Linked DNA regions of Mus musculus: all the other regions are linked to region 2. Evidence: chromatin loops called from intact Hi-C (ENCODE). Cell type or tissue: left cerebral cortex. All regions are shown on one strand. Links, peaks and the distances in the headings refer to the core of each region. The heading gives the core; the rest is flanking DNA.

Region 1 (10,772 bases), core at 3,666-8,665, 140 kb after region 2:
TTAAGGAAGTCAAAGAAATGCCTTTAGCCTTTTAAATAATGTTGTAAGTGATGTGAAATCAAGTCAGGCAATGAAAATCAAAGCACCTTCTCATGTTGAAGTGGGGTAAACAGAAGGAGCCGTCTCTCAATTCTCTTGACAGGCTTTTCCTAATTTCAGCACACTTTGTATTTTTTTTTCTGTATTTTTGTTCTATTTACATTGCAGTATATTTTGCTGTAAGTTTAAGTGTCATACACCGTTTCTCACTGGGTTTTAAGCAGTGATTCCCTAACCATTGCTTCAGTCCTGTGACTTATTTCCAGGTGTCATAAACTCTGAGGCGGTGCGTTATAACGCACACAGCTGGTGGCTCCATAGACGAGACAACACTTGGCTTTCCTCAGCTCGTGGTCCTAAGATCTCTGTCTTCCACGCTTACATTATTTCTCAATATTGTTCTCTAAGTCTAGGTTTCTTAAGATGCAAATGTCTTTTACCTCTCTGCTCTTGAAGTCCTAAAATGTTACTTCCTGCTTGCAGCACTCTTCTGTTATTCTTCTCAGAGGACTCCCTTAGTGAGTGTGATACATACTCTCAGAAAGTGTTCCTTAGAAGGGTCCCAGTTGGCCAGTCTTCTCCTTATTTGCTAACAGCGTTGTTAAATGACATTTGAATCTGTAATACATGGAATCTATCAACACAGGAGTGTTCATAGAGTCTGGGTCCTTGGCACTATGGTGGATTGCTATCACAAAACCTGGTGAATAAATCTGTCCCCTTTGAAGGCACTGGTGTGTCAGTGCGGCACATGTTTTAGAGAGGCCTTCAAATGTTACAGAAAACAGGAAAGTACTGGTTTGGTGCCTAAAAGCGTCTAAATTCCTAGCGGCCTGACTTTCCCCTCTGCTGTTGTGCCTTACTTGAGTCTTTCCGGTGAGCTGTTCATCTCTGATGGAGAAAATCGTGCATCTATATGCATTAACATCCCAGAACTCACCAGTACTGGCTGTCATTCTGTGCCCCTGCTTAGGAGACACATTTCCTGTTTCCTGTATGTGTTAGTAAGTTAAAGAGTTATGATCTCGGTCAGCCGCCTTCAGTGCAGTGGGCCTGTGAGGAGTCAAATTATAGTGGTAGCAGCATGTGACAGAACAGGAGCAAAGAGAGGTAGAGGGAGAGAGACGTGACGCCCTCTTCAGAGGCACAGCCCCAGAGATCTCTTCTCCCCAGTCTGGTAGCACTGCCATTTGTTCAGCACTTCTTAAGTTTGATCAATCATTAACCACTCAGTGGATGGATCCGTTGATTTGGTTGGCACTTCTTTCACCTAATCACCCCCGAGAAGCCTGTCAAGTCACCTTCCCTTCTGAAGCCTGCATTGTGACCAAGCACCCATCCAGCAGCCACGCCTGCCCCACGAGCACACCACTGCCCTGGTCCTTTGTGATCCCTGTCCCTCTTAATGAAGAGTAAAGCTTTCTGAACTTGAATATCTGCCTTGACTCCAGAATACTCAAATATTGGCAAAACCTTGCTCATGAAACTGGAAATGCAGAGAATTAAAACCTTAGAGGTGTGGCTCATATTGTTTTTGTTGTTGTTGTTGTTGTTGTTTTGTTTTGTTTTTTGTTTGTTTGTTTGTTTGGAGACAGGGTTTCTGTGTGTAGTCCTGGCTGTCCTGGAATTCACTCTGTAGACCAGGCTGGCTTCGAACTCAGAAATATGCCTGCTTCTGCCTCCCAAGTGCTGGGATTAAAGGCGTGCGCCACCACACCCGGCAGAATTGTGGTTCTTAATATGTTAACATTTATTCTCATTTTTCAACACATTTTAATCAAGAAGTTACCCTCCAACTGATTTTTTCTCTCTTTTAATTGGAAATATTTCAGCAATAATTTAACATTTTTGATTAACTAAAATGTATATAATGCTGTATGTACTACAACCAACAGACTTTATTAAATACTTTAGTATGTTCTGTTCAGTACTTTTATTTTTATGTACATTAAGATAAAGCCAGCGGGTTGTGGTGGCACATGCCTTTAATCCCAGCACTTGGGAGGCAGAGGCAGGCGAACTTCTGAGTTCAAGGCCAGCCTGGTCTACAGAGTGAGTTACAGGACAGCCAGGACTACATAGAGAAACCCTGTCTCGAACAAAAACAAAAAAGAAAAAAATCAAAACAACAACAACAACAAAACCAACAACAAAAAGATAAAGCCATATAGAGTTAGCTAGGCTAATTTAATTTATTTTGTTTAGCCTGGAAATGGCTCTCCATTGCTAAAGGAAGTGTTTATGAATCTTGCCTAACTTCCTTATCAACTCATTGAGTTGGATGTTATTTTTATTCCCATTGTACAGATTTGGAAACAGCTGCATATGTGATCCAGGGTCAATGAGATCCAGTTGTGTGTTTCATATGTTGGGCTTACAGGAAATATTTAGTCTGAACAAAAAGATCATAGTGGAAGTGTTTGGAAACTGTCCCCAACGCTACGCTTTTCTCTATATATAAATGCATAACAAAATCCTCCAGACTTGTAACATTTCTATTCTCAGTCAAGGGTAATTTAAATTCATTGAAAATGCAAATTTCTTCAAATACAGTTAGGTTCTAAAATATTCTTTGAGGCTTAGAAACAGTTTTTGAGATATGTTTTTATTGCTCACATTTAAATTGCTTTGATTCAAAAAAATTAGGTGTATTCATCTTAGCTGAAAAGGTCTACAGTGAAACATACTTAAAGATACATATAAAAGTGCTTTGTGCTTTTAAGTTGGCAAATAATGAACATTGTAGTAAATATGCCTGTTGGTAATGGTGGGGCTTGGTGTAATTTTATAGTCTAAACTATAGGGATTGCTCCAACCCAACGCATAATTATTAAATCTTATGGGTACTTGTTAAAACAAAGTAAGAATTAATAATGCCAGACTTGGATATATTTATGTTTACATGATTTCTATTAAAGTATGTGAAATAAGCTCATTATTACACCTATCCATTATTAGATATTAAGTGGCCATGTACTGTTTAGATTTGAAACTGTCAGTCATGGCAGTTTCTAATGAGGGGCACACAGGAGTCATTTTAGAGTTTGAAAAGGCTAGTCGATAGTGTAACTCCTTACATGGTGCCAAGGAGGCGTGGTTCTGTTTATCTTCCTTGAGTACAGTTCCCTCTCCGTGAGCAGAGAAGCCTAATTTTCAGAATTTTCAGGAATGCACACAGTGTACTTCATACGTAATAATCCCATACTCTGCACCCGAGCTCTCCCAACTAGATCCCTGCCCCTTAGTCCCACCTTCATGTCCTCTCTCCTTAGCTAAGACCATCCAGTGCTGTCTATATGAACATGCTTGTAGAGCCATTCACTAGAGTGTGGGGTCGAGCAGAGGCCACCTCCCTGAAGAACACTGACTGCCTACCCCAGCTGTCATAGCTGTCAAAGCTCCCCAGCTACAGTTGAGACGTTATGACACTTCTCTCCATCTGTGCTGGAAGTCTGACTGGCTTTATCTTGTGCAGGTCACGTGCAAGCTTCTATAGCGGCTATGAGTTCATGAGTGTCATGGCTCTCTCGTGTCCAGAAAACACTTTCTTGGCAATCCTCCTCAACCCCTGGCTCTTAAAATCTTCCTGCTCCGAGGACTGTAAGAGGCAGTGGGATTCAAGGACACCAAGAACACAAGGCCCTCTAAATCAACATGATTAGAGCTCACATGAACTCACGGAGAGAGACTGAAGCAGCATGCTCAGGGCCTGTATGTTTCTGCATCACGTCCCTTGCATACATATTATGCTTTCCACTTTAGTATTTTTCTGGGATTCCTGAGTTTGTAAATAAGTGGGTCCCCAGTTCTTTGCCTTCCCTTGGGATCCTTCCCTTCTCTTTGTTTGTCTTGGTCAACTCTGATGTGTTAGTTTTTATTTTGTCATTTTACTTTTGATTATTCCTTATATGCTTATTTGTTTTCTAATGAGAGACGTAAAGGTCGTGGGTCTACTTGGGAGAGAAGGTGGGGAGGAACTGGGAGGAGTAGAGGGAGGGAAAAACATAATCAGGATGTATTATGTAAGGGGGAAATCTATTTTTTAAATTAATAAAAGACAAAAAAAACCTTCTCTGTCCTCTTGTAGAATGTCTCCTGAGCTATGTGCGAGTGAGGTTTAGATGTTCCACTTAGGGACAGACACGCCATGCTTTCTCATTCTCTGCACTCTGATCAGCTGTGAGGGAGACACCTAATTTTAATCACCTTATGTAATTTCAGAAATTTTCTTTTAGGATCATCTTGTAATAACAATTGGAATTAGCAAATATAATATAGATAAACAAGAAGAGTGTCTTACTATACAAAACAAGTATGTGAATTTAGAAATATTTATCACAAACTTGAACGTTTTTTTGCATCTTACACTTTGGATTGTTTTGATGGTATATAAGCACTACCTTAGTGTGGTTTAATATGGGGATAAATTAATAAGAGCACTTAACATCTAGTTGCTACATTAAAAAAGAGGGATTTTGTAAGAATGTAATTCTAGTTTTACTAGTAGTTTTTCGTAATAATAGAAAATTGTTTTGGTTGTTGTTTTCAGAAAAACCTATTTCCTAGCTTGCCTGGTTCCCTTCTTACAGCTATTGGGGTGCTAGAATGTTTCTAGAAATCAGCTATACACAGCTGAGTATGGGAAGTAGGTTCCTTTTAGCCAAAAATGTATAAAAAATGGAAACATGTCCACAAAGTAATTGGAAAAAAAAACGGACAGTTGGTGAATATATGGGATTCAGAGCTTTATAAGTACAGGCTGGGGAACGAATGCAGAAGAAAGCTTGAAAAGTTTCACTGGGTAAATTACTAAAATTCATGCTAGACAAAATCTGAGACGAGCTTTAGTTCCTGGGATTGTCAATGACAAGGCATATATATTGCCATGACTGTCTACAGTGGTTTTTCATAAATTTTTCTTAAAAGTGTTATGGAACTCTTAAATATGGTAACCTAAGGTGTTTGATTTCTGTTTAAAACAACAGCATAATACTGAAAATTATTTTGTTATTTTTTAATTGAAAATTATTTTCATTATATTCTGAGAATGAGGTCTCTGTGTGTGTGTGTGTGTGTGTGTGTGTATGCATGCATACCTGTCCCATTCATGCATTTAAGTAAGTACATTCCATTGTTAAATACTCCAGATAAAACTTATAATTATTCCAATCAGTAAATAAGCCATGCCTTGTTATTCAGCTTGGGGATTAGTGTATGGCAGTTATTAAATGGGTAGTGGGCTCTTTGACTGAAGTATTATTCAAAAGAAAGCACCTTCCATGTTGCAGTTCACTGGATCGAGAAGTACACAGGTAAGTCTTGTCCGTCTGTCACGATCTACAAGCTCCGACTCCCTGGGTTTTCGTTCACGTGCAAACTTCACTTTTGTTATACTGAGACATGGATGTAACATTGGATGTGTAGTTCATGTGTAGTAATGGTTGCTCCTGCTGCCTCAGCTCATAACATGTTGAGCCACTCCCAAGAAAGTGATCAAAGGAAAAAGCCTCATGTCTTTGGGGGAAAATTGAGGCGCACATACATAGATAACTTATACGAGATTGAAGAAGCTTTTAGAATACTGCAAACATTCAAATAAAAAAGAAAAACAGGCAAAATTGAGCAGTCTGCTCTCTCTGTGTTTATGCAGACATAGAGCACTGACTGTAGACTGTCTGCAGAACTCCGCCCCCGCCCCCCACCTCTTCCCACAGTTTCTGAAGCAGAATCATTTCGCACTGTTAGAACCAAAAAAAGAAATACAGCAAGTCCTCCTCCTCCTTAGACTCTCTTCAGGGATTCTGTGGGAAAGTTGCGATAACTCAGGCTTTCTATGCATGAAGCCACACATGTGGGCCTTCCCTGAACATAAAGAATGCCCAGAATGGAGCCATACTTTCCCAGTGGCTATGCAACAGACCAAGCCATCCTCTAGAAGCAGCGAGCACAAGAGCAGTGGCACTAACAAATGCCTTTTGTCTGCTGTGCAGAAGCTCAGTGGATCGCGCTGTGTTAGGCTTCATCAGCTACCTAATGCAATGTAACTGGGGAGATAAGATAAATCAAGGGGATGACACTATATTAGATTTGAAAGATGAGAGCTCCTCCAAAGTAATTGGAGAGTGTATATTTCAGTGCCGTTGACCTCGGGAGGTTATTGAAGTCAAGAGCCTGTGCAACAAATGCAACGAAACCAATCTTTCAAGAGCTAGGTGGCGAGTAAGTCGAGTCATGCTTAATTCTCACTAATAAATTTCCTAGGGAAAAGTGAGATTCGCCCATTATATATCCTTTTTTTTTTAAATGTAGTTTTTGTGTGTGACTTGATTATATCCCCAACTTAGAGAAATATTTTTCAAAATGAATACATCTACTATGCATTATATTTTGAATAGATGTATTTTACTGCTTAATATTCTTTTCATCAGTAGCTAAGTTGTTCTGAATGGAAATGCCTACAACTCTCTGGAACGGATGATCTGTTATTGTAGTTGTGACTCTACCAGAAGACTATTGTTACTTCAGTGTAAGAATTAATAATATATTAATAAGTAATATGATATCATTTCCTTTCCTCAAACACTCTAAGCTCTATATGTCCCATTTATTATGTAGAGCAACTTTACATTTATGAATTGAAAGATGGAAACATATACTGTAGCTGATGCCTGTTCCTTTGCAGCCCACAGTATGTGAGCGAGAGCTGTGTGTGTTTGCTTTTCAAACCCTGGGAGTGATGAATGAAGCTGCCGACGAGATCGCTACCGGAGCTCAGGTACCCGTGCTAATTGGGCCTGGTTTTGATCTCAAAAATTTGTTCCAGTCCAATGCTGTCTTCTCGTCACTGTTCTCCAGGGCAGAATTCTGATAGATTCTTCTTAAAATCAATCTCGCATTTAACTTTTTCCTTTTAGAATGGTGGTTTGCCATTTTTTTTGTTTTGTTTTGTAGTGGCCTAGCAGGGGTGGGGTGGGGGTGGTGGGGAATTAAACAACTTTTACAAATAATTGTCTTCATTGCTGGATGGTGGGGGAAACCTGGTCTGTGTTTTCTGTAGTTTTGTTTGTTTGTTTGTTTGTTTTTTGGTACAGTTTCACTTCCATGAAGTGGAAGCCTATTCTGTCTGTCTGTCCATCCATCCATCCATCCATCCATCTAGCCTGCTCAGGATGTCTTGGGACTTGCTATATATACAACAGGGAAGCATCCAACTCACGGATATCCATCTATCTCTGCCTCCCAAGTGCCACCAGGCCCAACATTTTGTTTTTGCTGTTTAATACAGGGTTACATTAGGCCCTTTCATTGAGACAGGATTCTGGTATGTGTCCTGGACTGGCCTTGAGCTGAACTTGTAAACTTACTGCCTTGGTGTCTCCAGAGCTGGGCTTGTAGTCATGTACCATCTTGTTTCACTTCCTGTGCATTTTTAAAATTCCATTTTGGATGTAGCTTTCCCTGTTTATGCCTACACTGAATTACAACTGTTCAGATGAGCTCCTTCTGTCTACGCAGTACCATTTTTCCTTCATTCAGTTTCCAGAAACAGCATACTCTTCTGGGATCTGGAGAAGGGAGGCAGCTTACTCTAGGCAGTATTGTTTCTTTGTTTCTGAGAGGCAAGGTGATTTTCAGTAATTTTCTTTTCCTAGAATATAGTAAACTTGTGATGGCTGTGTGGATTTTCTAACTTGGAGTAATCTCCTCCCCTCTCAGGTCAGGTCTCTAAGAAAGTTCCAGAACTTCCTTATACATCTTTATCTAATACCTACTTCACTGTCATTCCATTTAACAATACCAGAAATTTCAATGAAGCATATATTCCTTTAATATCTTGTCCATTAGACTGTGTACAGCACCCTAGCACAGACCTGTCTTGTTTGTCTTACCATCGAAGCTAGAACAGTGCCATCACACATGATATGTTCAGGACAAAAGGCGTACTCATGAGCAGTCAGAGGCAACACATGCTTGTTATTTTAGATCAGTTTTCCAGTTTTGGCCAAGTTTGGTACAACATCATGAGCTACATGTTTGAGAGGTGGGTGGCAGCCTTGGGGCTTTCTGATTACACTGAGCTGCCATGAACAGGACAGATAGCTGCAGAACATCTGATAGAACCTGACAGTGACTCATCTCTTCTGTTTTCCAAGGTGGTAGATCTGCTTGTGTCCATGTGTAGATCTGCGTTGGAATCTCCTAGAAAAGTTGTCATTTTTGAGCCATATCCTTCTGTGGTAGATCCTAATGACCCTCAGATGTTAGCCTTCAATCCCAGGGTAAGTGGTCCCCAAGCGCACCCGTGCACAAAGCTCCCAAGAACCATGATGGAGGCTTTAATCTCATGGCTGTGGTCCCCTTGGATGTCTGTCTTGTCAAGTGTATCCATGGTAATTTTAAGTTCATAGCACATTTTTTGGAATTCCATAGTCTGACTGGAATAAAAGTAACATGAGCCAAGGGACAGAACCCCCTTTCTTCTTTATCACCTCAACCCCTTTCCCTGTTGTTTCTCGCCATCTCCGTAGAAAGTAACAACAGTTAAGTAGATATTGTTAAAAGTCTAACCATTTCATAAACACAGCAGAATTTTTTTCTGAAATAACAGAATTTCAAATTGATAGAGAGCCAAAACTGCTTTAGTGTATATTACTGTTCTTGAAATTGTTTTTGGAGAAACGAGTGTACAATGCACCCTCCTAAGACCTTTCCCTTATTGTTTACCTTCTGCATAGAAATGAGGGATCATTCAAGCACACACTGTCACCTTACTCTAGGATGACAGTGTTCCAGTCTAAAATTAAAGCAGCTGGGAGATTTGAAGTATGTCTTCTTCCAGAAGGAGTCTAAGCTTACTTTATTGCTTATTGCTTTGGTGTTGTGTCAGCCAGAGTCAAGAGCCCAAAATCTCTTTTGTATTTCAAGACTTTCTCCCAGTGAAGTGAACTTTATTTTGTGCCCTTACATAAGGAATAACACTTGATTTTTTTTCTTCCCTTTGATTCTAGATATCAACCCTCTGTCCCTGCTTCATCTTAATACACTCTTATCTAATGTCATTGTTTGCACATTCGCTTTGATAGAAAATGCATGTACAGAAATAGTATATTTCTCTAGTGTAACTTGTGAAGGCCTGTCACTAAATGGTGCCTTTTGTCCCCTTTGACACACAGAAGAAGAACTATGATCGTGTAATGAAAGCTCTGGACAGCATAACTTCCATCAGAGAAATGACACAGGTGCGAAAGTGGTCTCGTTCTCACGCAGGCTCAGTCTGCAAAAGTAAAGTGCTATTTAAAAAATGTCCTCAGATTAACCCCGTTACAGAATGTTCAGTTTTTTTCTCCTATACAAGACATAATGTAAAATCATAAAAGCGTGAGAGGATGGTCTAATTCAACTCTGCCTGTGTCTTTGTGTGATAACACTGATTTTAAAGCATAAATGCATAATTGTAATCTTAATATTTTGTTCTTAAACTTGAGTAAATTCCTTGAGTACTTGAAATTAGCAGGATCTTTTTAAAAATATTTTTATTAGATATTTTCCTCATTTACATTTCCAATGCTACACCAAAAGTCCCCCATATCCTCCCCCCCACTCCCCCACCCACCCACTCCCACTTTTTGGCCCTGGAGTTCCCCTGTACTGGGGCATATAAAGTTTGCAAGTCCAATGGGCTTCTCTTTCCAGTGATGGCCGACTAGGCCATCTTTTGATACATATGCAGCTAGAGTCAAGAGCTCTGGGGTACTGGTTAGTTCATAATGTTCTTAGCAGGATCTTTTAAAACAAAGTTTAAATCTAATAAATACTACCTTCAATACTAACTGATGTGAATAATTTTAGACATTATTTCGAGTGTTAACAATGACAGAGATTTGGGTCAATAGAGACTGGTGCTGCATGTGTACAGCCGCATTTGGCTACCGGGATTCTTTGTTATTGGGCTAGGTTTATTGTTTGTTTGTTTGTTTTGTTTTTGTTTTGGTGTGTGTGAGTGTGTATGTGTGTGTGTATGTATGTGTGCATGTATGTTATTTTTTGAGTTAACATCTCAACTACCTCAAGGTATCCTTCAAATGCTATGTAGCTAAGGATACCTCGAACTTCTGATCTTTATCTGTCACATAAGTGAGTGATGGGATTACCAACATATGCCTCCACAATAATTCAGAAATATTCTTTCTCCCTCCTCCTTCTCATTCTTGTGTGTGTGTCTATGTGTCTGTGTGTTTGTGTATGTGTTTGTATATGTGTTCATGTGGTCTCTCAGTAGATCTATTTAGAATTATTCTTTAAGATACAAATTCTGGGGCTGAAGAAATGGCACAAGGGCTAAGGGCTTGGCTGCTTTTTTTCTAGTACCCACATGGTAGCTCATAGCTGTCTGTAGCTCAAGATCCAGTGGATCTGACTCTCCCACATAGACATACTTGCAGACCAAACACCAATGTACATAAATAAACTTATAAAATTAAAAAAAGATTAAAAAAATCATCAAATATTATAGATATAACATAGAACCTATAACCACTTTGGAATTGGCAGCCCCCCTAGGAATGTGACATTACTTTTCTTGTCCTTTAGGGAGGCTCTGGTGGAAAGCTGTGTTGAGCTAAGATCACCTCCTTGTGCTGTAGCCTAGCACTTGGAAAGTACTTGCCATTGAAGCACCGACTCCTTTTCTCTACCAAAGAGTTGGAAATGGGATTTAAAAGTCATTATCATCA
Region 2 (10,772 bases), core at 2,190-7,189:
AAAATAAAAAAAGAAATTAAAGGGGAAACAAAACAAAACAAAAACATCAACAAAACAAAGCAACAACAACAACAACAAAAAAAAACCAAAAACCACAGGAGTTGGGCATGGTGGCTTAGTCTAGTCTACACAGTCAATGAGTTCCAGGCCAGTCAGGGCTACATAGAGAGACCCTGTCTAAAAGAAACACAACATCAGACAGAATAAATCACAGGAAAGCCTGATGTGGCATGAGTAGTATGTAAGGTGCTATAAAATTATTTCAGATTCTCATACAGGAGAAGTGAAACCTTTGGGCAGACAACTATATGATCAAGTCCCGTGAGTTAAGAGATGTTAAGCCTCCAATAGTTCCGTGCTCCTTACAGAAGAAGGAAGTAGTCAATAATCCAGGAGTGAGAGATAAAGAGGAAATGAAAGTGCTTTTGTTGTCTGAGGTGTCTATAGAAAAGCAGCCAGGGGGATTTGAACTTCTACCTCTCTATCTACATTGTTCCTTGCAGCCTTTCTCTATAAGGTACGTCAGTTTCAGACAGCTTCTTTATTAGCCAAGTTCCTACGAGGAATTGAAATGGCTCAGACGTCCTCATCAAGACCCATCCCGAGGAAAAGAAGTGGTCATTGTGGCTGTGGTTACAGCAGATCTAAGGAATGTGGAGCTGTGTTCTTTAGCTTCAGTGGGGATGGCTGTCCAAGATGGAATGGTTCTTGTCTGCCAGGAGAAGTAGTTGGGATGAAACTTATTTTCTGTGAGGCAGAGTTCCATCTGTCAGGGAGGACCATATCAGTCTTACTAAGTCTCCTGTCAACACTCACAGGCTCAGAACGGGACCCAGGAAGACTCTGAGCCATTTCAATTCCTCGTAGGAACTCGGCTAATAAAGAAGCTGTCTGAAACTGGCGTGCCTTATAGAGAAAGGCTGCAAGGAACAATGTAGATGGAGAGGTAGAAGAACCTACCTCTCTAATAGGCATCACTTACAGGAGTTAAGCATTGTTGCAACACTGTTCAATACATGTTATGGGCAAGGGGCTTTGTTGCCATCCCTTTTAACGATACCTAGAGAACTAGGATAGGTTGATACCTTAACTCTTAAGCTTGCAATACCTTGCCTTGCTGTCTGGCTGCCTTAAGCAAAGGATTATCAGCCGAGCAGCCAGCCCAAATACTCGCATCCTAGCCATGTGCCATTCCGAATACTCCTGGAGGCTTTAGGAAGCTTTACTGCAAAGCACCACTGCTCCTTGCCTCTGGGATGGAAGAAGCAACCCAGCTACCAAAGTGAAGCGTAACTCTTAACTCCTAACCTCACGGCCTCGGACTCAAGTGTTTCAAATAGCACTGGATCTCTTGCTGCCTCACGCCTTGGTAAACTCTAGATAACCTTGAAGCCTTCTCCACCCACTATCAGCTGGAGACTAGTTTCCCTAGTGATCCTCAGGCCTGCGATTGGTGCCCACATGGTCCCGTATGAGGGAGGAACTGCCAGGATTGGTTCATACATGTGCTTTTCTTTCCTGGCTATATAATCAGATTATTTGGCTCACTTTATTACAACGTTAACCCTTAGTGAAGTCTCTTCAAGCAAGGCAGCGAAGGGAAAGCGAAGGCCTTGGGTGCTCTGTGGATGAGATCCCCAGAGCTCTCAAGCTTCAAGGGATATGGATCTGAGCAGCTACAGGCCTCAGACCAGTCTCACAGTGACCTGTCTCTGTAGTTAGGTTAAGGATCACTGTGTCCAAGGCCAGGCTCAAAGGAGAGCTTTAACCCTGCAAAGCCCCACCTAACTGCTGTGGGATGTATGCTGTCTTCTGCCGTCACTAAAGGCTGTCGGAAACTGAGGATTACAAGAGGAAAAGCGTGAGAATACAGATGATGTTAAAAGGCTGGATATATACCATAAGCCTCCAGCCTGAGTGTTTCCAGCAGTCAGTCTCTGCCTTGAAAAGGGTTTGAAATTCTAATACTCTTCTGGGCGTGTCTGTTCAGCCCCTAGGCTCCAGGGTACTGACTCAGGCTTGCCAGCACAGGAAAAGCTTCCCCTACTCACTATTCCTATCGGGAAGATTAAAAGGTTCCGGACAACATGATTGATAACACCTCCTATATTCCAGACACTGCTTGGTCTTAGAATGCAAAACAATATACCTATGGTCTGCCTGGGGGACACTTCTCAGAAACGATGCTAAAGAAAAGAGCTTGGTGGAGCGGGTTCAGGTTCCTTGCGGCAGAAAAGGTGGACCAACCATCATAAGCTTAAAGCAGGGCAATAGAGAGCGGACAGTATGGTTTTCCTTGTTGCGCAAGGTATTAGGGCTGGAGAAACTTTCCCTTGCCTCAGCCCACAGAAGGCTGAGGTTTTGAATAAGACCCAAGCCAGGTATCCCTGACTTAGGGAGTCCCCTCAGGCCAATTTCTTATGAACAGAGCTGGAAAGGAAGAACAAGAGTCTTTGGAGTCTAGAAAGGGCTTCATTTTCAAAAGAGCTTCTCAAACCTGGGACAAACAAACAAACAAACAAACCACCCTGAGAAGCAAAAGCAAAGCAAAACAATAAAAGAACCCCCATCACCTCACCACCAAAAAAGAAGGCAATAAGGAAATGGGAGAGTCCTCCTAGAGTGATCTCCAGCCTTTCTCCCTTTGCCTGATGTGATTACAAGGAAAGACTTGTTCACTTTATTTTTAATTCGTAAAGATTTTTTTTTCTTTTCCCCCTCTTTCTTCCTCCCAGCCACTCCGGCTTGGGTTTCCATATGACTCATAATTCCTTCTGAAAGTGGAGTCGAATTCATAAAAGTGGTGGAAAGAGGAGGGGTGGTGGTGGTGGTGCGGGAGAGGCTGGGAGCTCCAGGGAGTCTTCACTACCTACACTGTCACTCAGCTCCCGGCTCGAGTGGCAGTCGGGGGTGGGGAAATCCAGCCTGCGCGGATGGCGGATACTATTAAAGCCCCAGCGGCGCGCAGCCGGGCCCGGTGACCCGCGGCGGGTGCGGGAGGGTCTGCGGCTGGCGGGCGGCGCTGCAGCAGCCTGGGCACGGCCGCCGCCCGCGGGCGCGAGTGTGCGCGGGTGTGGGAAGGCCGGCGTGCGGGCCGCGAGGGGTGTGCGCGCGTGAGTCGGAGCGGGGCTCGCCCCTCTCCGGCGCCTGCCGCTCCACAGCTGCCGATCGCTCTCCAGCGGTCCCCGGCCCCCTTCGGGCCCCTCGTTTTCCTACGGCCGTCAGTCCGGGCGGGGGTGGGGGGGGAGGGAGAAAGTGAGACTCCGTGTCATCACCATCCATTGTCAGAACAGGAGGAAATTGGAATCCAGCAGCGGCGAGCAGCAGCTGGGCGGTCACATCTGGGAATGCAAAGCCGACCTCCTCCTCCTCCTCCTCCTCCACCTCCTCCTCCTCTCTCACCCGGGATCACTTCCGAAACCACTTCGCCTTCAGCCCCTGCCTCGGCCAGAGGTTTCATTTTTAACTGAATATTTACGAAAGCTGGAAGCGTGCGAGGGGGGTGGGGTGGAGTGGAAATAGCGGCTGCTTCTTTTCCAGGGATTTATTTAATGGGGATGTGTTCAAGGCAAGAGAGAATTCAGAAGGATATCGACGTCGTGATCCAGAAGTCAAGAGCCGAGAAAGACTGCCTGTTTGCAGGTGAGTTCTTGCCTCTCGGATCCTGGGACCAGGAGTCAGCCTCCCCTCTGTCTACCCCCATTGCCCAGATTTCTGACCGCGACGCGTGTAGCTTGGGAGTGTGGGGCGGCAAGTCCCCATTCCGGGTGCATTTGGAAATAGCTGCAGCGGCGTGAGCTGAAACCCAAAGAGGAGGGGGGCACGAGCCACCCCCCTCCCCCCCAAAAAACCCCACCAGGCCAGGGCAGTCTCCGGCTCCTGGGGCAGGACCCGCGCGATCAGAGTGCAGGGGCCGGGCGCTGGGTTCCAGCCATTGGCGGTGCCCAGAGCATCCGAGCTTTGCCTCCCGGCTTCGGCAGCCGTGGCCGAGCGGGGCGGGCTAGAGCCCGGCGGCTTTGCGCCATCGGCCGAGCGGCGGCGGCCGGGAAGGGACCGGCTGCGCTGCGCTGCGCTGCGCTGCTCCCGCCAGGCGCCGAGGCCCCGGGAGAAGGCAGCGCTGGGCCGAGCTCCCGCCCCCTCCGCTGCACCCGCTCCTCGGCGAGCGCGCAGGACACCGCCCCGGGGAAGGGATGGATGGATTCCCGGGGTTCCCGAGCTACGCAGGCCCAACCTGGGGGTCGCTTTGCGTCCATCTTTGCTCCCCGTCCTCCCACCCCCCCATCCAAGGCCGAGGGCAGTTCGGGCTTCGCAGCCCGAAGCCTGCCAGGGGCTGCTTCCGGCTGCTTGGCTGGGAATTTCCCGCTGTTGCCATGGCACCCGGCACTTGTTGCGGGGGGCGGCCTCCCGCTGCACCCCACGGGGTGCTCCGCATCCCCTCCTGCACCACCCTGCTGGCGGCCCCTAGCTCTCCAGCCTTTGCTTCCCTCCCCATCGGGCCTCCTAGGCTCACACAAAAGTGTAGGTTCAAGACAGAATTGGGGTTAAAAACAACACATGGGGTGGCTTATAACACGACTTTCCGTTTCAGATTTCAGATACTCAGACTCCACCTTTACTTTCACCTACGTTGGCGGCCCCAAAAGGTATTTATGTGTATAGAGTTGCTTCATTTCCTGTTCACACGCTTGTGTTTCCTTTGTTCCTGGTGTCTTCCGTGTTTGGGTATTTTTTTGCTTGTTTGTTTAATCTTGGGACTGCTATCTAGCTGCATTCCTCGCCAGTTGTCTCCCGATTTTATATAGAAGAGGGAAAATAAATATGTTTGAAGTTTTTTTTTTCTTCTTAAGCTAACAGAGGATGAGCAGAACTCCACATAGTGTTCTGCTTCAGTAGTAGATTGCTCTTTAGGCGTTCTGGATTTGACACAGGCGACACCGTGCAAAATTGGTACATTGAGCATGGAGTGAAATATGTGAAAGACATAAAAAGATGTCACAAAATAGTTTGATCGCCACCAGTGCTTATTTTGCCAACGTGTCTCTTTTTTCCATTTTCCTGAAGGTTGACATAAACACGTGGTCTTCCCAGTTCCCCAGGCGTTTTTCTTTTTTCCTCCGCAAAGGAGTGGTTATTTTGGTTTTCACATTTAGTTGTAGAAAAGATTTTGGAGAGTTATATGAAGCTGGCGTGGATGGCTTTTCCTTTGGGGGAAGAGATGCATATTTTAGTAGTCAATTGTCAGGGCTTTGATGCAGCTCAAAGGCAATTTTGAACGGAGGAAGAAGAATTTGCATCAAAAGTTTCTACACCTTGCTTTCTTCATTTTTGTGGTTTGGGTTTTCTTTATCCAATTGCTTTTAGAGACAACTGGTTTAAAAGAGCTGGGGCTACTGACTTAGTCTGTGGAGACTCTTCACCCTAGTGCTGTTGTTAGGAGTCCACATTCAAAATAGCTTGACCACCTTCCAAAATATCTCTTAGCTAATGAAAATATTTATGAATATGGAAATGGCAAAGAAGCTCTGGTCTGTAAATATCTTTTTAAATGTGTACCCTTAAAATACTTAGAGTTTATGTTGCGTCATTTATCTCATAATAAAATTTTAGAATGGTTATCCTATACCCAAATAAAGTCCCAGGATTGGCCTCACGTTGATTGACTAGTTGAGAATGTATCAGTGAATTATTAAGCTTCATTGCCTTTTGGGGGAGAGAATAAATTACATTATTTCTTAATTTCTGAGAGTACCATCATTTTTGTAATTATGGATCAAATTAAATTAGAGGGTGTTTGATTAAATTAACACTGCTGCTACACTTAATATCCGAAGGACATTATCATATGACGGATGTCCTCTTGGATAACTATAAGGGCTAAAACATTCTTTGTGTCAATTGAAATAATTCCCAGGCAGTTAGGTGGAGTCAGTTGTCCCCTTCCTTTAGTGGATTGCGGGGATAGGGATATCCTAAGTGGGCTTTTCTTTGAGGTAGGTAGGTGTGTGTGTGTGTGTGTGTGTGTGTGTGTATCTTTCCTCTAGCCTAGCCTGGCCTAGAACTCACAGTAGTTCTCCTGCCTCAGCCTTCCAGGTGCTCTGATTTCTAGTAAGACAGTTGTGGTCTCAGTGTCTGTACCAGGAGGGGCACACAATGACTTTAGTTGCTTACATCTGTTAGATGCTGCAGTTAAGATTTTTTTTTTTAATTGGCAATTCCTGAGCTGGAGGTGGAGAAGTTATGAATGTCTCCAGGATCACGTCTAAGGTGTTGGGATGAATAATTAACTAATTAAGATAACATCAGTTTTCCCTGTAGGAACAAGTACCATGACTACTTTTAAAGTGAGAAATACTTCCTTTGCTATGTCATTCTATTATGAGGTGATGTTTTTCTGTTGTGCCTATTTAAGTATCTGGAGCTTGTGTGTATAATAGGGAAAGAAAATTGGTAGAGCTCTGTGATTGCCTTGTTTTCTCTGAGGCTGGTTCTACAGCACAACAAATATACAGTTGTTTAATACAGGACAATAAGAAATCTATTTTTTATTTGTATAGTGGGGCAGAGAGTTTCTCAGAAATACATTGCTTTCATTAGCCATATTAGAGACCCACAGTTATTATCCACTTCCCAACCCGACATAGAGACCAAGTGTTTATAATTAAAATAGCTTTGCTGGATTCTGATTTATTTATGTATTTTAAAAATTGATTTTGATCCAGTCCCACTGTAATCCTGGCTGGCCTGGGATTCACTGTAAAGGTCACTCTGGCTTTGGACTTGGTGTTTGTCCTGCGTTTGCCTCCTGAGTGTTGGAGTTGCAGACGTGACCAACTACACCAGCTCTGTCTCGATTTATTGTGCTTATCATCTTATAGTACTGGATTAGTGTTGTCATGGCAAATAAATTAGACTTCTCCATTGAAGGAAGTCTTCTACAGAGAGTAGTGGGTGAATTGATTTCAGCTGCTATTTCATTTAAACCATTAGAAATATTTTTCAATTCAAGTTGTAGATAAAATTTAACATACCATTTAATCGTACCTAACACTTTCTAAGAATGACTTACATGCCCCAAACATTATAAAAGGTGATCACTCACATTACTATTAAAAGAAAGAATTCAGAACCTTCATGTTTGCTTTTGTAAACTTTATGTGTCTGTTGATAACTGGAAATGCAAAGAGCTGGTTTGATGGTTCGGCCTGAGCATTGGCCTTATACATAGGGGCAAAGTACTGGTTAGTGTTGGGCATCCTGCCTTGGTGGACCGAACTGAGGGGTGAGGATGAAGAGATACTTGGATCAAAGCTGGAAAAGTTCGTGGGGTCCCTCTCCTCACTTTCGGGTGTGTGGAGGCTCAGAGACGGTTCAATGGGCATGGCAAGGTCCCATTTATGCAGTTAACTGAGGAGTGCCAAGGTGTGAGTCCCCGTTCTGCCACAGTGCTGAGGCATGTGCTGCCTCCTGTACGTAGGCTGTTTGACCTTCCTGAGGATGCAAACAGAGTCACATAAACAGACACAGCAGACCACAGAGCTGAGCAGACACTTGTAATGTTTAATGTCTGTTGGTTGGGGGAAAGGGTGTTAAATATTGTGAACATTGCTTTTCCAGGCATCTACCCCCACTTAACATTTGTTCAATACATAATACTGTTTAACTCTCTCATTCTAGCAGTGGTCCTTTAACAGCCCCTATCCCCACCCTGAATCCCAGTGCTGCTTGATTCCAGACGTTTGCTAAGAACAGATCTCCTCTGTCCACAATTTAGAGTTCATGCAAAAAAAATCATTTTTTTTTCTAGTACACTTTTTCATGCTTCTGATCTTTTGGCATTTTCTTTTTCCTATACGAAGTAACAGGACATTCCTTAAAACCTCAAAGGACAGGAGCTCCGATTTTGCATCTTGCCTGTGGTCAGACATAGAGTTAGTGCCAGAAGAAACAGAAGGGATAAAATGTGCAGGCACCAGATAACGGGGATAGGAAAGCTGACTAAGTCTTTGGGGCCAGAGGTTATTAAAGTTCAGGGCAGAATGGAGTGCAGTCAGGAGTGATTGCCTGACTGCAGATTGCTCTGGGAATTCCCTGAACTTTTAACCATGGAAAGATTGTGACAAATAAAACATATGTAAGAACTTCCGTAAGAACTTCCGGTTGTTAGAAGTTTCGAATGGGCTGGTGAAGTGGTGAAGCTGGTAAAGGCACCTGTCACCAAGCCTGATGACTTGACTTGACTTGACTTCAGTCCCTGCACCCACCTGTCCCCTGAAAGTGTCCTTCCAGCATCTCCTGGCTTGTACCTGAGCAGGTGTGCGTGCACAGGTGCAGAAAAAAATAAGTTAAAATATTTAGAGAACAAGACATGCAGAGGAAGAAGAAGAAGGAGGAGGAGGACACCAAGGAGTTCCTCTGACTTCTGTTAATGTATTAGTTTATGCTCTTAGAATATTTTTATATATATATAAAATGCACACATCCAAAGACTGGATTACATTCTTCTGAGAGGTCCCATTTCTTTTGTGTGTCGTCTGTGGGACTGAACACAGCATCTCCGTGCTGGGCGAGCATCCTACCACTCGCCTGCATCCCTCCCCTTCTTTTAATTCTCCATATTAGTGTTTCACTGTGCAGGCTAGACTTGAACTCACTCTATAGCACCAACTAGTCTGGCCCTTGTGCTATTCCTGCCTCAGCTCCCAGAGGAGCAGACATCACAACCTTGGGTCACTGGTGCTGGCTGAGAGGTCACGGTTTAGAACGTAATTAGTGCTTTTCCTTTAGAAAGGATGTGAACATAATGAAATGTTCGTTAAATGGAGGTATTTCCAGTCAAAAAGTATGACGGCATCTTAGGGATTATAATATTTAAACGGAGTATATGCTATACCTAAAATATCAACACCTGGGAGTCTGAAGTAGAATTATAAGTTCCAGGCCAGTCTGTCATATGTATTGAAACCCCACCTTTAAAAAAATCTAGTACTTATATCAGAAATTATGAAATTCAAAGTGTTGTATCCAGCAGAAGTTGTGAATTCGCCTGTCTATGTGTAGCCCCAGTTTATGGGTAATTCTCCTTCATGACATCATCACAGGTGGATTGACATCTTTTGGAGCATAATTCCTTATCCAGGGATATGTTTTGGAGTATTGTGCAATAGCAGTAGTGCACCTTGGAGCTCCTGCTACCTCCTGTTTCTCAGTATGTTCTGCTTGGGTCCTTCCTTCTATACTTTGTCCTTCATCCTTTTATCTTCGAATCCCTATGTATTATTCAATGTTGAGATGCTTGCTAAGACAACATTTTCATCTCAGAAATCTTTCCTTGGAACCATTCCCTCTAAGGTCCTGCTAGATGTTTCTAAAGCCATGCCATAATACACAGATGCATTCTACCTATGAAGGGGGTTATGTCTTCATCCATCCACAATACGAGGAGATTACAGTAGGTTGATATGCATCTGTAATGCGTGACCTTCCCCACACCCTGGTTTACCAACACAGCACACTGCTAAGAGTGGCTTCCCCTTATGATGGAAGGGCTGAGTGGAAGTCTCTGAGCATCACAAGAATGTATCTGATATCTTGAGGGCTAATCTTGGAAAAGATAGAAATTGAAAAAAATAAAGGAAGTTTCCTGCTTGAGTGTGTATTGGCTTTGCATTGTTAAAAAGTGGAAAGCTTAGGTTAAAACTTGCTACATTAGGGGCTGTCCGTTGTAATTCATTGCTTGCCTATGTACCTTTGTAAGCATTTTAGAAAAGGAACTTTCTCACTGTGGTTTCCCTTGCACCTCGAGCACTGTCTTGTACACTGTTTTTACCCATAAGTAGATGTTTTAAGAATTATGAAATGAATGCTAAAAAAACCTGGCAGGCAAGAAGGAATTCTCTAACTTAAATGTCCAAATATGGAGATACTTGAACACTCCGAAGAGCCCTCACTCTGGTGATACCACATGTAATGTAATTGCATATGACTCCAATGAGGAAAAAGGTTGCCTGGCCAAGTTACAACTTCTGTTTTCTGCCTCTTACATTCAAGTTTCTTTGGGTGTGCGTGTGTGGAGTGTGTGCGTGTGCATCTGCGTGTGCGTGTGACAAACACATAGTGCCATTGTTTAAGATAATACTCCAGTTATTTGGTAGACTAGAAATTTGAACTCTTAGTCCAATTTAAAAAAAATGCAAGAGTCTGGTCACCAAACCTTCAAGAAGGTCTAAGCCACCCGAGTGTTAATTTCATATACACGGGTGGGTGGCTTTAGGGAGAGACAGTCTATACAGTTGCAAAAGGGCATTTGTTTTCTTTGGATTTCATTAGTAGCAAAGTACCTAGCCTTTTCATATATGTAGATTTAGTGTGTGGATGTGTGGGTGGGTGTTCGTGTCATGAACATGATGTGACTCACGTGTGGAGGTCAGAGGATCACCTTTGGCAGTCTGTTCTTCCCTTCCACCACGTGGGTTCTGAGCATAGAACTCAGGCTGCCAGGGTTAGCAGCAGATGCCTTCACCTACTGAGCCATCCTGCCAGCCCTGGACTTCCTTGGAAAGGAGAGTGTATATAACAAGCACATGGGTTAGGAATCTGAATCTGAAGGGTGAATGAGGTGATCCAATCCTTTTAAAAAAGGTTCAGTTTTTATTGTTTAGGAGGTTTTAAGTGCTCAATATAGAAATCCTGGAATATGTAGTTATTTGAACCATCAAATGCCCCTCAGAAGAATGATCACTTTTTTTAAAATAGAAAATTAACACGTTTCTTTT
Region 3 (10,772 bases), core at 2,823-7,822, 51 kb after region 2:
AGGACTGCTTCTCTTCCACTTCCTTGCCCATGCGGAAGACATTTCTTTCTTTTTTTTTTTTTTTAATTAGGTATTTTCCTCGTTTACATTTTCAATGCTATCCCAAAAGTCCCCCATACCCACCCCCCCAATCCCCTACCCACCCACTCCCCCTTTTTGGCCCTGGCGTTCCCCTGTACTGGGGCATATAATGTTTGCAAGTCCAATGGGCCTCTCTTTGCCGTGATGGCTGACTAGGCCATCTTTTGGTACATATGCAGTTAGAGACAAGAGCTCCGGGGGATACTGGTTAGTTCATATTGTTGTTCCACCTATAGGGTTGCAGTTCCCTTTAGCTCCTTGGGTAATTTCTCTAGCTCCCCCATTGGGGGCCGTGTGATCCATCTAATAGCTGACTGTGATCATCCACTTCTGTGTTTGCTAGGCCCTGGCATAGTCTCACAAGAGACAGTTATATCTGGGTCCTTTAAGCAAAATCTTGCTAGTGTATGCAATGGTGTCAGCATTTGGAAGCTGATTATGGGATGGGTCCCTGCATATGGCAATCACTAGATGGTCCATCCTTTAGTCACAGCTCCAAATTTTGCCTCTGTAACTCCTTCCATGGGTGTTTTGTTCCCATTTCTAAGAAGGGGCAAAGTGTCCACACTTTGGTCTTCATTCTTCTTGAATTTCATGCGTTTAGCAAATTGTATCTTATATCTTGGGTATCCTAAGTTTCTGGGCTAATATCCACTCACAAAGGAACTCGCACAATATGTACTCACTGATAAGTGGATATTAGCTGAAGACATTTCTAGAGCTTCTCCTCTTCCCCAACTCTGAGCCAGATCTGTGGAGGTCTGATCCTTGATTGTAATCTTGAGTTGTAGCCTTTGTTTTCTGGGTGCTGTGTTCTGCTTCTTCTGTTGATAGAATACACCCATATTGCCAATAAGGAATTGTGTTGGAGATCTTATTTTCCTCCAAAATCTGGGCATGCGTAAAATATCTTTATTTCTTCTTCAGTTCTTTGTTGTTGTTGTTGTTTTTGGTTTTGTCTTGAGGATAGGTTTTGCTCACCAGCATGGCTTGCCACCCTCCTGTCCCAGCATCCCAAGTGCTGGTGTCACAGATATGCGCCATTTCAGTGTGATCTTCATTCTAATGGCTAGGTGGTGGAGGGAGGGAATTCTGGGTTTGAGTTCATTCTCATATCTGACTTTGGAGATGTCCATGAAGACTCCAGTATCCAGTGCTATTCAGCTTTCCTTTCTGATTCTGATCAATCTTGTCTGTCTGTCTGTCTGTCTGTCTGTCTGTCTGTCTATCTGTCTGCCTTCCAAGTGTTTGAGAATTTTGGACAGCTCTCATGGCCATGTTTTTATAACTCACCTACCCCATGGTCTCTCTTCTCTCCACATCTGCTTTCTTCTTCCTCATGGTCTCCTTTCTCTAATCCCAAACTCAAGAGCCAAAAAATGTTCCCCATCTCTCTCTTTTCCAGCTGTAGACATAGGCATCGATATTTGACACTCAGAGGTAACTTGGGGGCAAGGTTGCTTAGTGTCACTTGGGTCTACATGCAAATTCCCTCATCCCTGGGAACAATCCAGCCTTGACCTTGGGGACCAGCCTTTAGCATTAGAATGCACAGCAAAAGACCAAAGTTGAACATGTTTTTATCTCTGCAGTTTTGAAATTTAACAGTGCAGTAGCTCACTGTTGACTTTGAAAGATTTAGCAGGATTGGTGTCTAGAATATTTTCTTGAATGTGCGAGAACATTTCCTTATTCTCTTTAATCCTTCTTCCTTGGATTGGACACTTTGATTACTTTCATGCTCTAAAGTTCTTTATTTCTTTCACGATTTCATTAAATAGGTCTTGTGATTCTTTTAAGTTTTTTTTTTTAAAGTTTATTATTGTTCTGTTTTAAATTTTATTTTTGGAAGTAAGGGAATTTGTGATGGCACCTTACTATGTAGTCCAGGCAGGCCTTGAACTCCAGGCAGTTCTGCCTCAGCCTCCTAAGTGCTGGGATTACTGGCTTGAACCATCACACTGAGCTACAGTTTTAACTGTCAATAAAGTTGATCTCTCGATTCCTCCCATTTCTAGAATCTATTATCTCTCTACCAGTATATCTGCATCTATACGTAAATCCGCCAACTTGCGTTTCCGTACTCAAGTGTTTGTGCTTGAGTGCTTCCTTAGCTTCAGTGTGTATTTTGTATTTAAATAGCCTCTTGAAAGTGAATCATATCTCGTTCTTTCCCATCTGTAAGACTCTTCCTCTGGCAGTCAGTGTCTGTGTTACTCTGAACCTCTACACACACGCACGCGCGTGTGCACACACACACACACACACACACACACACACACACACACAAACACACATCTTCACCTCTGAAAGCTGCTTCTTCTTCCTATGGTCAACTGTACAGTTAACTCTTTTGATTCCTATTTAAACATTGCTTGCCGGGAGGCGAGGGGGTTGATTCTGTAGTTAAGAGTGTGTGCTGCTCTTCTGTAGGACTGAGGTTTGCTTCCTAGTAACCATGTCACGTGTCCACAAATACCTGATACTCCATCACCAGGGGTTTTCCATCTTCTGGTCCCCTAAGGTGCATGAACACATACACACACACAAGCAAGTACATACAAACGGGTTTACACACACAATCTTTGAAAACAAAATTCTAAGGATCGTTGGGGTGATGTAGTGGTTTTGCTGTTGTCCTGTGGCTCTCTGCTGAGCCTGAGGAGCTAAGCTCAGCACCTGGAACACATACCTAGGAAGGACAGAATGGACAGAGTAATGCTTGCTAACCCTCTGTTTATTAACTCTGATTTGAAATGAGTATGACACAAACTTAAGTTTTTTAATGTCCAAACTGATGGTAGCACACACAAGGACCTGTGTCATTGTGAGTGTCATTTCCAGATACATAGCTTCTTCCAGCATTGTGTAGTTGGAAAAAGACTTGATCCTTTATTAAAAATCAAATGAAAACAAAAACCTTATATAAGTGCTCTTCTAGTTTTCCAAGTGCTTTGAAAGCTCTTAGGACACAGCACACTGGATGGCTCCTGTTTCACATCGGTTACCAGATTGGTAGCTTCAGGTCCAAAATAAACAAGAGATGTTTTAGAGTCTTTCCAAGCTCAGAATGATTTTTTGTTGTTGTTGTTAACATCAGGCAATATTTTGTCTGAAGAATAAAATATACATTTAGGGCTCACATTTTTCAAACTGTCTTGGCAAAACAGCCCGTCAGGACTTTAGTTTGTTGTGGTTCACTCTTTCCTTGGTTATTGAGGAAGCACGAAGGGCCAGGCTGTGTAGATCACCCAAGCCCAGGACCGTCTGCTCTCAAAGAGCAGACTAGGGGGATGCCACTGCAAGGCAAACGTTGTGTTTTGTAATATTGTAACTGCCAGTGTGATGGTAAAGATGGGAGCAAGGAGGTGTGAGTGCATGTCGGGTGGGAACCAAATTCAGATCTGGTGGGAAGCAAAAGGAAGATATTTTGGTGTAGAGAATATTTAAAATAGCAAAGTGGGAGGAATTTAAGGCCATCTTTTTTTTTCTCTCTCTCTTTTTTTAAGTTCTGTCCTAATATTAGGTTTGACTATCATGATGGCTCACTTTTTTTTTTAACTATTCATGTTAATGTCATGAGGTTGATAAACGTAATTCAGAGAAGTAAGGATGCCAGCCAGACGTGGTTCGGTTTTCCCTCTGGTTGTTAAGACAGAGAGTGGGACTCGGAATGCTTGGCTTCTCAACGTTCCTCCATCAAGTGCTTGCTGCCTGTGCGGTTCAATTTAGGCTTAGGCACACTGCATTTTTCTGTCTATAAAATGGAAGCGATAACTGTGGCTTGCAGACCTGCAGTGAGGTGTTAGTGAATTGATCCTCTAAAGGATTTAGTTGCTTATACATGTGGAGTGCTCAGTGATCATGAGCTCAGTAAACAAGCTTGGGTAATCTCCTTTAAACTTGTAATTGGATAAGGTTGGGGAGGAGGCCAACGGAGGGCCACATCCTAACCCTGCACACCTACTACTCTATGAGGCTGAAAGGAATCTGCCATTGTGCTCTAATTAAGGTTTTTCCAAAGGAAGATTATCTTGGATAATAAAGGTGAGCAGAGGGGAATTACAGAATCCTCCTACACTCACTGGTGCCAGAGTAATGATGTTTGAGAGGAATAGACTGAGGTTTAGTGATGATGTTTTGCTGTCTTTGAAGATGGGAGGAGCTGTGAGGTAAGGACCTCGGGTGGACTCTAGAAATGGGAAAAACAAAGTTGTTTTTTTTTCCCCCCCAATAGAGCATCTCAGTGGAATGTCTTCCGAATGAAGCATTTAGTTCTGGTTAAATCCATTTGGAATTCTGCCACTGAGTTCATGGTGACTTCTTAGAGCAACAGGGGAAACAGACACTCATAGGAGGCATTCCCGTTTTATAGAGAAGAAAGTAGCATGTGGGTGGCGATCTGATTTGCTGGAAACTGAGACAGTGGAGGGGGTTCTTGGGGGGGTCTCATTGACTTTATGATAGAATAGTCCCATAGGGAGGGAACCCAAACCTCGTGGCTTGGTGATACCTTCTTACCAGACGTTGCTGTTCACCTCTGGCCCGTAGTTAATTCTAGCCACTGAGCTGTGCCTCTGGGAGCCGAAGCCCACATATCGAGTCTCTTCTCCTTCAGACGACTTTGGCAGATAACCTTTTTTTTTTTTTCTTTTTTTCAACCAGAAATAGTAGTCATCTGGGGTGGTTCTTCTCCTTCCTTGTCTTGAGGATTTATGTGTTCCTTTCTTCTCCTTCACCTCCTTCACTCATTTTAGCAGGGGGTTCATCAGGAAACACAACCAGTGCTCTCCCGGCCCCTCACCACCCGAGCAGCATACTAATTTTTGACTCAGGACAGTGCCTTCTCTCATGCCTGTGCACTTGAAGGGCTGCAGACAGAAGCACATTCAGTCGAGGTGGCTACTGAGACCCGCCCCTGATGTCGTTATGAAAGCCTCCATAGTTACCTCTGTCTTCCCTCACAACCTTCATGGTGGAGCAGTAAGCAGAAGGCAAAATGTTCCTATGTGCTTTGCCAAGACAGACTTAATGAATGCTTTTCTTAGTTTCGAGAAACTCCCGTGGTTTTGTGTGCACATCTATGAACTTTCCAGGAATTTATACGCTCACAAGCCCCTACCTACATTTGATGGAAGGAAGTGTAATTTTGGGGAGTGGCAGTGCTTTGTCAGAGTCTCCTGATATGAGTCTCAAGACCTTTACAAAAGCTTGGTTTTACTGCATATATATGTACATTGCATGTATGGAAATTGATCATTTATTAAGGGGTATGCTGAATATCAAAAATTTAAGACCTGAGCTGGGTTCCCCCCACCCCTGGAAGTTTGAACTCAGGGCCTTTGCATGCTATGTGAGCCCTTTGGTGTTGGGCAACTCCATTGGCCCCAAAGCTGGAGCCTGATACAGCTGTCTCCTGAGCCTAACAAATACAGAGGTGGATGCTCACAGTCATCCATTGTTCTGAGCACAGGGTCCCCAGTGGAGGAGCTAGAGAAAGGACCAAAGAAGCTGAAGGGGTTTGCAGCCCCATAGGAGGAACAACAATATGAACCAACCAGTACTCCCAGAGCTTCCAGGGACTAAACCACCAACCAAAGAGTACACATGGAGGGACCCATGGCTCCAGTGGTATATGTAGCAGAGGATGGCCTTGTTGGTCATCAATGGGAGGAGAGGCCCTTGCCCCAGTACAGGGGAATGCCAGGGCCAGGAAGGGGGAGTGGGTGGGTTGGTGAGCAGGGGAGGAGGGAAGGGAATAGGGGTTTTTTGGAGGGGGAAACCAGGAAAGGGGTTAACATTTGAAATGTAAATAAAGAAAATATCTCATTAAAAAAATAAAAATAATCAATAAAAAGTTATATAAAACTTAAAAAATGTTCTTTCTCAGGTCTTCCTGTTGTTGGGAGTAATGACAAAAGAACACACTAGTGTGAGATTATGGTGCATAGTGTGTCTGTTTAAGTTATGTGAACCAATTTTTACTCAACTAGAACTCTCAATTACTGTGTCTTTATAGGCACATATGCCGAGAGTTTCTTATTCTCCCTCGTTGTACAGGAAGAATTCAGTATAGGTATTTGGTAGTACATACTTGCATCACAACACTCAAGAGGCAGAGAGAGGCGGATCATGTGATTGAAGTTACTCTAGGGCAGCCTGTTTCAAAAGACATAACCCAACAGAAACACTCAAACGGAAGAGAATAACTGTTCTCAGGTCTGGTCTTGCATTATAACTTCCTTAATCATTCTGGGTTAAAGATTAAGTACTTCACTGGCTCCTCATTTACACATTCTATTTTCAGCTATTTCTTTTTTTAGTTTATGTTTATGGGTACGAATGCTTTACCTGCCTGTGGCCTGTTGCCCAAGGAGGCCTAAAGAAGGGGTTTGGATGCCTTGGGACTGGAGTTACAGGCAGTCGTGAGCTGCCTCATGAGGGCTACGAGTCAAACCCTGGAAGCTCCAGAAGAGCAGCCAGTGCTTTTAGCCACTGAGCCAGCTCTCCAGCACTGTTGTTTTCAGCATTTTTTTACAACAGGATTTATTTGTATGTTTATTTGTTTGTTAATTTACATGCGCATGTGTGTGTGTGTGTGTGTGTGTGTGTGTGTGTGTACACTTGAGTGCACATGTGCAGATACCCAGTGAATGTGTGTGTATGCACATGTGTGTTTGTGTATCGGGTGCCTGATGAATCCAGATCAGGTCGTTGGATAGCCTGGAGCTGGTCATGAGCGCCCTGATGTGGATGCTACAAACGGAATTCTGGTTCCAGGAAAGAACACACTGTGTTCTTAAGCACCGAGTGATCCCCCCAGTCACTCTCTACCTTTCTAGGTCCAATTACTCCTACCTTTATCGTCTACTTCCAAAAATTACATCCAAGCCATGAAGGGGCAGGGGTGTGGTTTTAGCCCCAGCACTTGGGAGGCAGAGGCAAGAGGATCTGCGTGAGTTCAAGGCTAGCCTACTCTACAAAATGAGGTTCAGGTCAGCTAGGGCTATTAGTGAGGCCCTGTCTCAAAAACAACTCAAACATAAACTTCCCATACCCTTAAAAAATGCATCTGAATGAATATAATGTTGCTGCTGCAAGAATCCTGAACTTATTATGTTTAATAACATTTTTCTGTCTTTCAAAAGTTCATCACTGGACCCCTATGATGCCACAGCCAGACTAAGATTTGCTTTCTTGGAGCCTTCGTGCAGAGAGAGCAAGAGGCTGGTTCTTGCCTAGATCACGGGACAGAGGAGACAGGCTCGCAGAGGGAGCCGGCTTGGGAAGCTGGCGCAGGGCTTTTCAGAGGAAACAGTAATTATATGGGGGAGGGCAGTCCTGATTGTGAAAGAACACAATTGGAACAAATTACATTTAATGATCTAATTGGCATTTATTAGCATTCATGAGCCGGGCAGGTTACCATCTCGGAGATAGGAAGGCTCTGTGGGAGCTGAGTGGAGACGGCAGCCATTCAGGTAGAGCAGTCCCCTTTCTGATGTTTGGTGTTAATTTTCTGCCTTTGGGGAAAAAAAGCTCTTTTGTTTTTCAAAATCCAGTTTGACTGTGGAGCGCCTAGTGTGAGTGACTCCATTTTGCCATGGTAGAATCTTTTGGACCTAAGTAGTGTGGTTCAGCACTGGTCTTTGGGCTTTACTTACTGTGACTGGATACCTGGGACCAGATGAGCCAGCTGCCTGCATAATACAACCTCAGGCTGCAGGAATATGCATCATTAGTGTTTGCTAGTGATGATGGCATTGGACTCCTCTAAGGTTATTTTAATATACTTGACACCCTGCGTGTTTATGCCTAGAACTGGTGTTAATGCTATAGGAAGGATTAACGCATAGGAGGTTAAGAGTGGGTGCTTTCTCTTGTACAGAGTATGCTGTAGCTGGGCTTCTTTTGCAAGCCAATGGGGACTGAAAGTAAAGCCACATGCTAAGTAAGTGCTCTGCAAGGGAACTATAGTAGCCCCCAGACCCCTTGTGTTTATTTATTTTTTCTAAATTTCTTGGGACTGCTCGTCCAGGCTGGACTTGAACTCACTCTGTAGCCACCCTGGCTTTGAATGTGCAGTTCTGTCTGAGCTTCTCAGTAGTGGGGAGTGAAGGTCTGTACAACCATGCCACCGATATCTAGATCTTAATTCTATAAAATAGTCAGTACAAGTATTGGCTGTGCTTTTATATTCACTAAGATTCAGAAGAGAGAATAGAACAAGAGCCTTACCGTTTATTTTGGGTCAGCCCTGTCCATTCAAGTGTGTTCTGCATCTGTTTCAATGAGATGCCTATTATTCTGTGCGTGAGATGTCTGTGTGTTACGTAGCCATAAGGTCATAACACCACTCCCTAAACTTTTAAGAGGCCTAAAGCTATTTGTTTAGGAGACATTTTTTTCTAGATGGTGTCTTTCAAACTGTAATGCTTGCATTTTTCCAGCTTAAACTGTGTGCTCATAGCTGCATCACCTAAAATTTCATCCCCCATCTGAGCCTAAGCTCAGAGCAGCACCATGATGATCATGAGTCTCTGCTGTGGTTTGGCTGTAAACTGTTCCCCGAGGTTCCTGTGCTTAAAACACTTGGTTCCTGGCTGGTGGCACTGTATAATGGTTGTGGAGGTGGAATTCTTTTGGGAAAAGTGAAACATTGAGAGTGGGCCTTGAGATATATATTTTTTAAAGTAGGGTTCCACTGCTACTTCTTGACTGGATACAATGTGGCCAGCTGGCTTCCACTCCTACAGGAAAGGAATGTATTCCCTTGAACTTTGAGCCAGAATAACTGTATCCTTCTTTAAATTGCTTCCTGTTAGGTACTTTGTCATAGCAACAAGCACAGTAACAAATGAAGTCACTTTAGGGAAAAAAATACACACACACACACACACACACACACACACACACACACATTGGGACTTCTTTATAACCACAAGCACAGTTACAAATATAGCCACTTTAGGAACTATAGATTGGGACTTCTCTGTAACATTTAACATTTTGTTATTGGATAAACATAGCCTATTGTTGGTAAGTTCTGGTATGCAAATTTAACATTATTTTAAAAAGCAGGAGAAACTGGTTTAATTTAAGCCTATGAGGCAGACGTAATAACCACTATACTATGAAAGCTGTTGAGTTGAGTATATGCAAAAACTTACATGTTATTTTCAGCCTTTCCATAGCCTTTCTGTTTGACAAAAGTTAACATTGAAGTCCATCACTTACACTTGAGGTTTGTGGGCCTAAGAAAGATAGAAAGAACTAATCTTTTAGCCTTTTTCTTCTAAGAGTGAAGGGATTGGACCCCTTCAGAAATAATCCTGGGGCAGGTGCAGGTCACTGTCCTCTTGATCAGACCATTTGTGAGGCTACCAGAGACTGGGCTTAATCATTGTGTTTTGCCAAAAGGAGAGTCAGTGGAGAAGTCACATGTTGGCAGAGAGGAAAGACCAAAGGAACTGCAGCCTCTGAAGGGCATGAACGCCAACCCCCGAAGAGCCCTTACTCAGGGAGCAACGGGGTTAAATTTTAGCCCCATACTTGGAAGTGGACACCTGGGAGGAAAATCCAACCAGAGTGGCATAGCTGATGCTACCACAGAGTTCCCACATGTCTAGAATCAGGGGTGGCAGTGGCGCCCAGCTCCATTTCATGTCTCCATTTCAGGTGACCTTTCTTGAGTCTGTACTCTATTCAAGCAATAAATGGCTCATCAGATGGCACATCAGTCCCGAGCCCTGAAGAATGGAGGAGAACAAATGGCGGGATGGGCCAGAGGTCCACCTGAAACCTCCCTTTGCTTCTCCTTTCCCCATCAGCCTTCTGCCCCTCCACACAACTTTTTTTTTTTTTTTTTTCCCTGAAAGGAAATCCATACCAACAGCGGGCAAGCAAAGTCCATTGTGAGTTTCTCTCCAGAGGAACACAGTTCTGGCACCTTCAGATCTGTGTGGACCTGTGAATATCCTTTTATGTCAGGAACTTCGATTTCAGACATCACTTGCCTTGCTGTCACGTATCAGGGTCCAGTCAGAAAGTCTTTCACCCCACCTCCATGGAAATGTGGTGGGGGATTCGGCAGGCTTGTTAGCCATCTAGAAGTGAGTGTGAAACTTCAGTAAAACAGCCAGAGCAGTAAACGTACGAAGTAGGTTATTTTGGAGAAATGGAAATGGATTAAGGACTTTCGTTTTTGTCTCTTCTCCCTAACCTTACCGCACCCTCATCCCAATCTGTTAACAATGTGATCTTTTCTCTTGATGCTCTCTGTAAGACCTACATCTCATGCTTATCCAAAGAGAACATTCAGACTTTGCCTTAGGAAGTCTGAGTTCCTGAGCAGCTTCTAAAAGGGACAGGGAGAGGTAGTCATTGAGGAGGAAGACCCTGCTTAGCACCCCTAGAATTTACCACCTGTGCTGACAAGTAACCTCTTGTGCCTTGTAAATGTCCTTCATATACTCTGGGCACTGAGAAGTAGAGACTTCAGTTGGACATGTCCTTCCTTCGGGCTGGCCAGGAACGCACCTGTTAACTTCTACCAAACAAAACCCCAAAGTCAAACACCTTCCATTGAGTGAAGGATATGATAGTGTTTTCTCCAAAGAGACAGAGTAAGCATATGTAATACAGCATCCGATAGATGATTCATTAGAACTGGAGAACTGGCCAAGCAATTA

What was found. Peaks named below come from ENCODE experiments on the same cell type or tissue, not always from the same donor. Only the 100,000 strongest peaks of a DNase experiment are listed, where the experiment ranks them.
Region 1: a loop joins it to region 2, with 2.6 times the contacts of the local background. A loop is called at or near these places in 4 of 42 quality-filtered maps.
Region 3: a loop joins it to region 2, with 2.7 times the contacts of the local background. A loop is called at or near these places in 4 of 42 quality-filtered maps.

The regions. Positions count from the first base shown.
Region 1 is chr13:116,875,037-116,885,808 of GRCm38, reverse strand. It overlaps Parp8 (poly (ADP-ribose) polymerase family, member 8), which reads left to right. Exons shown (of 27, transcript NM_001081009.2): 16 at 6,722-6,814; 17 at 8,193-8,318; 18 at 9,213-9,278. Among named protein-coding and RNA genes, the nearest start is that of 4930435F18Rik, 42 kb to the right of the region's middle. In left cerebral cortex, for the core only: no CTCF peak of the experiment used is centred there; a DNase peak (open chromatin) is centred at 5,831.
Region 2 is chr13:117,018,046-117,028,817 of GRCm38, reverse strand. It overlaps Parp8 (poly (ADP-ribose) polymerase family, member 8), which reads left to right and starts at 3,287. Exons shown (of 27, transcript NM_001081009.2): 1 at 3,287-3,453; 2 at 3,541-3,642; 3 at 4,589-4,643. The coding sequence starts at 3,552. In left cerebral cortex, for the core only: CTCF peaks have their summits at 3,976 and 4,408; DNase peaks (open chromatin) are centred at 3,495, 4,097, 4,376, 4,951 and 1 more place; H3K4me3 peaks cover 2,905 bases; H3K27ac peaks cover 1,974 bases.
Region 3 is chr13:116,967,885-116,978,656 of GRCm38, reverse strand. The region is part of intron 3 of Parp8 (poly (ADP-ribose) polymerase family, member 8); the gene reads left to right. Among named protein-coding and RNA genes, the nearest start is that of Parp8, 52 kb to the left of the region's middle. In left cerebral cortex, for the core only: no CTCF peak of the experiment used is centred there; DNase peaks (open chromatin) are centred at 3,774, 4,186, 4,959, 7,446 and 1 more place; H3K27ac peaks cover 378 bases.